Regions from separate parts of the Homo sapiens genome. Here region 1 is linked to region 2. A link is a contact called in ENCODE Hi-C data. All regions are on one chromosome and are shown on one strand. Each heading gives the region's core, a stretch centred on a gene start or an enhancer-like site at or near the end of the contact. The rest is flanking DNA. Distances are from core to core; before and after follow the strand shown.

Region 1 (3,595 bases), core at 687-3,186, 3.9 Mb before region 2:
ACAGGGAGTCAAATTGTCTCTGTTTGCAGATGACATGATTGTATATCTAGAAAACCCCATCATCTCAGCCCAAAATCTCCTTAAGCTGATGAGCAACTTCAGCAAAGTCTCAGGATACAAAATCAATGTGCAAAAATCACAAGCATTCCTATACACCAATAACAGACAAACAGAGAGCCAAATCATGAGTGAACTCCCATTCACAATTGCTTCAAAGAGAATAAAATACCTAGGAATCCAACTTACAAGGGATGTGAAGGACCTCTTCAATGAGAGCTACAAACCACTGCTCAACGAAATAAAAGAAGACACAAACAAATGGAAAAACATTCCATGCTCATGGATAGGAAGAATCAATATCATGACAATGGCCATACTGCCCAAAGTTATTTATGGATTCAATGCCATCCCCATCAAGCTTCCAATGACTTTCTTCACAGAATTGGAAAAAACTACTTTAAAGTTCATATGGAACCAAACAAGAGCCCACATTGCCAAGACAATCCTAAGCCAAAAGAACAAAGCTGGAAGCATCATGCTACCTGACTTCAAACTATACTACAAGGCTACAGTAACCAAAACAGCATGGTACTGGTAATGGCTGCACAACTATGCAAATATACTAAAATCCATTGACTCATACACTCTAAATGGGTGACCTTTATGGTGTGTGAATTATGTCTCATAAAGTTGTTAGAAGTCAACATAAATGGAAGAGCAACCATTCACATAAAAATAAACAAAATTGTCAATGTTTTAAGAATTTTTCAGTAGGTGTAGTTAATTACAATTTGACTTTTTTAAGTCTGCACTAAAATTACTCACCAAAACCAATAGCAGGGTCCTCACTGCTGTTACTGAAAATGATTAACCTTTGATACACTTGTAATATCTGAGAAAAAGAAATGCAGGGGTCTCAGCAGGGCTCCCTTCTAAGGTCACTTGATTTCTAAAGAAGTAACCACTAGGTTTGAAGTCATCAGGATGTTAACTATGGGGATGGTTGGTTCAGTACCCAACATCCTGACAGCACATCTGACCATGTATATTGTATCGGAGACCACATCCTCAGCTCAGAAAAAGAGCTGAACTCATTTCAAATAGAAAGCACACTGCATACTGTTCCTCCAGGGACTGAGGTTGACTCTTCTTAGAGTGAGACATTCCCCAACATTGGAACAAAAATGACTCCCACTTCTTTTCTCACCTAAACCTGTTCAGAAGAAAGTAAGGAAGAAAGGCAGGAAGCAGGGGTCGGGGGGGGGCGGGGAGGGAGGGAAACTCGGAGATACTTTCAGTATCTAAAGTTGTGAAACTAGACAATCAGGAACGCACAATCAGAGGGCTGAAAAGGGCCAAGAGCCCCTACCCTCCTCCAGCCCATGTTCCCACACCTGCCACAGACCAGGCAGGAGCACAATAAACACTCACCACAAAGTGGGGAAGGAAAATCCAGGCAGGAGCCTCTATGTAAATAAATCTCCCTCCTGTCCTCAGCTTGCACTTGGCCTGCTAATTCTTATATAACCCAAGGAGACAGCTAGAAAGAATTTTGATTGGTGACCAATTTTGAGGACTTTTATTAAAATTCTAATTTAAGTCTTCGAGAGTTTCCAGTCATGGATACTACAGATAATATTGCAGATGATGAAAGCGTCTTCAAAATCATAGCTGAGACACTTTACAGTCTTCCCTGGTGTACTCTGATGGCAACAAGGTCCCTTGCCCCTCTCCTACCCTGTAGAATTCCAGCGCCCCCCTCAGCAGTCCTAGCAAAGGAAAGCCTGCCTGCTGGCAGTGAGCCATCATCCACCATTCTCACTTATTTGGATTTGGTTTCCTAATGCTAAACTTTGAAACTTGAAAAAAAAAATGAAAGGAAACCACATCCTTTTTACTCTCAGTATATAGATAGAGGCAGTTAAGAACTGAAAACAGATTTTCAGGTTGATTGATGTGGGACAGCAGCCACAATGAGGAACTCCTATAGATTTCTGGCATCCTCTCTCTCAGTTGTCGTTTCTCTCCTGCTAATTCCTGAAGGTAAGACTGATTCTTCTCATTTCCATTATGACCATGAAGCAAAATGGAGCAGACTTTCAATGAACTTTTGGCAATATTACCTTCCTATACTGAAAGAAGATGTTTTCCCCCAAGCCTTATAATGTTTAGCCAGGCACAATGGCACATGCCTGTAGTCCCAGCTACTAGGAACGCTGAGGTGGAAGGATCACTTGAGCGCAGGAGTTTGAGTCCAGGCTGGGCGACATAGTGAGACCCTGTCTCTATTTTTTTTTTTTAAATAGCATTCTTTCTTGGATTTTAAATATGTCTGTATTTTAGAAAAAAAAATCTTTTCTTCTCATAATTATTTTGCAAAAGATAGCAGAACCACCAATGCTTATTGCTGCCAATTTGTAACTTGAAAATTGCCAAAAAGGACAATGTAAAAATGAGTTAACAAAACTCTCTTGTTCGTAAAACAAATAGTACCTTCCAGGAAAGGAATAGTGGCAACTTAGTCAGCTCAGCCTTTCCTGCTGCAGAAAATGCATAGATAAAGACAATTAAGACAAATCTGACCTAGACACCAAAAGTGAATCAGGAATTATTAGAATTTTTATACTTATTTCTCTGGTCTAGAGACTCTTTGGCAATAAATTAAGGCGTGAGGCCAGTTCCCTCATTAACCCTTTGGGTGTGCTATAGTATTTTTTATTAAGCTAATTTTTTGTCTACCAAATGGTAACCAATATTTCTGCTTTTGTGTGAGTTGAGCATGCATGGGTTAAAATGCTGTATAATTCATGGTATTACCACTGAAAGGGTGACAGCTCTTGGGGAGCTCTAGATTTCCCTTGAAGAACCTGCTAGGAAGTGAGGACTACTCTCAAGCTGTGGCAATATGGAGCCAGCCACGGTTTTTCCCAGGATTCATCAGCTTTTGGAGGCAGGGACTTATGTAATAACCTGCCTTGCCAGGAATTCCCAAAGAACTCTGGTTTATCATATTTAGGTGCATATCTGGTTTATGCACCTAAATATGAGAAGACTTTGGGAGGCTGAGGTGGGTGTTTCACAAGGTCAAGAGATGGAGACCATCTTGGCCAACATGGTGAAACCTTGTCTCCACTAAAAAAACAAAAATTAGCTGGGTATGGTGGCACGTGCCTGTAATCCCAGCTACGCAGGAGGCTGAGGCAGGAGAATCGCTTGAACCAGAGAGTTGGAGGCTGCAGTGAGCTAAGATCGTGCCACTGCACTCCAGCCTGGTGACAGAGCGAGACTCTGTCTCAAAAAAAAAACAAAAAAGAGAGAGAGAGAGAAGAAATATAAAAATAACAAGGCTGCAGGACATTTGGGACAAAGGTTGGCTATGTTATAAGCAGGGCATAGTATGACTATATTCAGGCATGTTAAATCCTCCATAACAGAAAAACACAGGGCAGATAAATCCAGCCATATCTTTTCTTCAAAGGAAAACAACAAAAGCAACCTGCTGTGCTCCTCTTTGTTTCCTGTGTTCAGAGAGGGCAGTGTGGGCCCATATAAGGAACAGACAGCAAAGCAAGGCACAGTTGAAATCTATCTGTAC
Region 2 (3,693 bases), core at 688-3,187:
AAAGGTAGAAAAAAAAAAGCATCACTCATTTAAAGATATGTGCACATAGATGAACTGTAAGATAATATAACCTTCTTGACCTTGTAAATAGGTGGCCAAAAATACTTAAATATCTTGACGAGGCAACTATTACTAATTGTCTCACAACATTACCAGTCCTTACTGGCTGAATCCTTCAGCCATCTGCATACGACATGCACAGGCAAATAGCCACTAAAAACATACACAATTCCAATTATCTCCTTGCATAACTAAAGACAAAAAGAACAGGAAATCCAAAAAATACAGCAAAACTGAAAACACTATACCTTGCCTTCCGTGCTATTTTAAGGCTGTCCCAGGCTGAAGGTTACTTCTCAGCCCTCAAAACTCCATTAACTGCCAAGACCAGCACCTTAGCACATATGGCACAGATGCCTAGTTGAAGCCTCCTTGTACTAAATGACCTCAAAAAACTGGGCTTTCTTTCCAAGATTAATGGAAACAAAAGTAATGATCATAAGGAACCTTCTAACTCTGTTAATGTTTCCTGCGGATATGTATGGCCAACTGAATATATAAAGGCTCAGTTCTTGCGGGGTACCCTGACAACTAGATGAATTAGGGTGAAGGTTCCAAGTTCGATGAACTCTTCTGAGTTTGAGTGCCCTAGGTGGTGACATTCAAGTGATTTCACAGACATCCACCAATTCTTATTTTCAACCGGGAATCCCAAGAACACCTTTAAACATGCAATGCCCATGGACCCTACTGGGTTTCTGCTGCAAGGGCTCAGTGTTACTTAGGAACCCTGTGTCTTGGGAGATACTTAAATTTAGCACGTCAAATTGCTTTTGGAAAATGTTTATCTGGCGTGACTAGGGGAGGCAAAGCAAGGAAACAGGAACCTCCCTCTAAGGAGCAGAATAGCCAACATGCAGTAAGCCTAAAAAACCTCTCAATTTATTTCCCGGGGCTATGGGTACCAGTGGCTCGCCGGCATGGGAATCAGCAGCCTGGGGGCACCAGTGACAGCAGAACCGGGGCTTACCTTGTTGGAGGCCATCTCACTGACGGAGTGCCTGGTCTGTAGGGTCTCTAGCTGGTCCAGACACCAGTCCAGCTCCTCCAGGGTCTCGCTGGCCAGTTTCTGGTAGGCCTCCTCTGCGAAGAGACAGGGAAAGGGGGACTCAGTTCTCAAGCGCTTCACGGGTCCGCTAGCGAGTTCAAAGGGGGCCATCCTGCCATACCCCGCCATGCTCGGATGCCCGGTGCCGGCACATGAGGGCTGCTCCTTCATATTGCCCAGCCCGGCAGTGCAACGGGGGCGGAGGCTGTGCTCGCGGGGCGGCCGGCCTCGGGGAGGCACGGTCTCTCCAGCTTGGCGTCTCGGGTCGGCCTCCAGGGAGGGCGTGCAAAGAGCGGCGAGCCAACTTTCACACAGCGACGCGAGCGGAAAAACCACTATGCGACTTTTCAACTGTGCGGCGGGCCCGAGTCCCAGTCCAGGAGCCCGGCTCTAGCGGATGGCGAGGGGGTGGCGAGCGCGCTTGGGTGCCCGCCCCGCAGAGGAGCGTCTGGTCCACAGCCGGATCTCCTCGGTCCCCAACCCGGAGCCGCGGCCCCACGCCCGCCCCGCCTGCCGAGCCTTCTGCACGGCACTTGAAGTGAATGAATCAGCCGCGGCCGGGTGCGCGGCCACCACGTTTCCTGTTTTCTTTCTCAACTCCTCGGGCGGCAGGCGCAGCGCGGCTCCAACGCCGCAGCTTTCCGGGAACACTCCCCCTCACGCCCCTCTCGGCCCTCGGCGCTGCCTGGCTCCTCCTCAACCCCCTTACGAAAAGATTCCGAATTGCAAAAGCCTGTCCCTGTCCGTGCCACCCGCCGCGTCCTTCCCCTCGAGCTCTGCCCCGGGGGCCCCGCCACCTCGCAGTGCCATCCCCCCGGCGCAGCCGGGCGCCACTCGCTTTGAAGTGCAGACGAGGAGGCGCGGGCGCGAGCGTGTGTGTCTGTGGGGCTGCTGTGGGACTGTCTGTGCTAGGAGAGCGGCGGAAAACCCGGCGTGGAGCGCCTGCAGTCCGCCGTCCGGGGTCGCGCCCGCCGCGGGGCTCAGGAGGGACCGGCACGCAGGCGCGCACGGCCGCGCACCTGTCTCGCTAGAACCCCGCGCGCCCCGCCGAGCCACTGCCCTCCAGGTTGCCCAGACCGCTGGAGCCTCTGCGACTCCACGACCGGCTGCTTCCTGCGAAGTTTCACAAACAAGGTTATTTAGGACCCTCAAGGTTTCTGAGGGTTTAAGTTTTAGGGTTTCTGGGGGTTCGTTTCTAAAGGCTTAGGATTCACCTACTTCAAGGAGGCAGGGTTGTGGGAATTAAGACCGCATTCTTTTTCTACCCAGCCCAGTCCCTACTAAGTACCAGACTTCTAAATGTTGGGGCGGACAGAAACAAGCAAACAAAATATACAATGTTGTGGGGTCGGAACGCTTTATAATTCACAAATTTGACAATAGGCTGCATTTTCATATGCCGAATTGCCTAAGAGTTCTCTTAAAGGAACAGCAATGTGAAAGAACCACATGGTAAGGAGAATTTACGCATGTCCTGCATACTACTCCTTTCCCCTGTGAATTGCATAAGACCTAGATGATCTTGGGCCAAGGAAGAAAATCTGGAAGGGTGTTTCTACCCACCATGTGCAGAGTACACTACAATTTTGAGAAAACGGAAAGACCATATTCAAAGGCATACAGAAAAGCCTGTTCTGTTTACAAAGGCTGACCCAGGGCACCAGGGACACTGTCCCTAAGCAGATCAGTTGTGGGAGAACTTTTCTACATTAGCATGCAATAAGCAAACCATTCATAGTGAGGAGAAGTCAAACTCCCAAGGGTCCATTTGATAAAACTTTGTCATTGTCGAGTGGAAAGAAGATACTGAGAAACTTACACTAAGTGGTGGGATCCCTTGTCTTTGTCTTTGAATCTACAGGTATTGGAGAAGAAATTCTGCCCTTGAAATTTAGACTCCATAAATTAACATGGCACAACAAATAAAGTTCATGGACTGAATTTAGGCTCCTGGGATTTTTGAGATAGCTTTTTATGTGAACTTTGTAAAAGTTAGAGTAACTTTTAAAGTAGTTGTTACATGTGCCACGTGGCTTATTGTTATCAAGAATACTTGAACTATTTACTGTTCACTTTGAGTACTCTAGGTTAAAATTTGCCTCTTTTTTGTTCTACTTCCTCCACCCCGCAGTCTATGTAAATATATACTTTAGATGGACAAACAACTGCCTAAACCTTGCCAGGTGAATTAAAGTTTCAGATTGAAGCTTTTTTTTCCCCCTTAACAAGCTTAAAGATATTAATAATTTTAAATGGTAAATATAAAATACCTGCTCTGTATAGCTTCCCCAATTCTAAGAATGTAAAAAATATTACATGCTTGTTATAAAAATTGAAGCATTACACACAAATATAGGAAGTCCATTGTAACCCCACACCCTAAAGATCACAAACAATACTTTCGCCTATGGCTCTAACACAATCATTTTCATTTTACTGAATAACTTCCATATGCAAGTATAGCATCACCTAGTTGCCATGGTAGTGCATCTACTATATGGTTTGGTTTTGATATTTTCCTCTCTCTCTCATTCCCATAATATAGGAATGTAGGAAATTTTAAGAGGACATTGACTTGTTTTATG

Evidence for each region. Hi-C counts contacts between places; a loop is a spot of excess contacts on that map. Pooled maps may share reads with other maps.
Region 1: a pooled map shows a loop between it and region 2 (11-fold over the local background). The contact joins the promoter of GZMA here to the promoter of PDE4D-AS1 in region 2. A Hi-C loop is called at or near these places in 4 of 50 pooled maps.

What each region holds. Positions count from the first base shown.
Region 1 is chr5:55,100,710-55,104,304 of GRCh38, forward strand. It overlaps GZMA (granzyme A), which reads left to right and starts at 1,937. Exons shown (of 5, transcript NM_006144.4): 1 at 1,937-2,043. The coding sequence starts at 1,974.
Region 2 is chr5:59,037,829-59,041,521 of GRCh38, forward strand. It overlaps PDE4D-AS1 (PDE4D antisense RNA 1), which reads left to right and starts at 1,938. Exons shown (of 2, transcript NR_198970.1): 1 at 1,938-2,242. PDE4D (phosphodiesterase 4D) reads right to left here. Exons shown (of 15, transcript NM_001104631.2): 6 at 1,031-1,143. RefSeq lists a silencer at 1,307-1,376.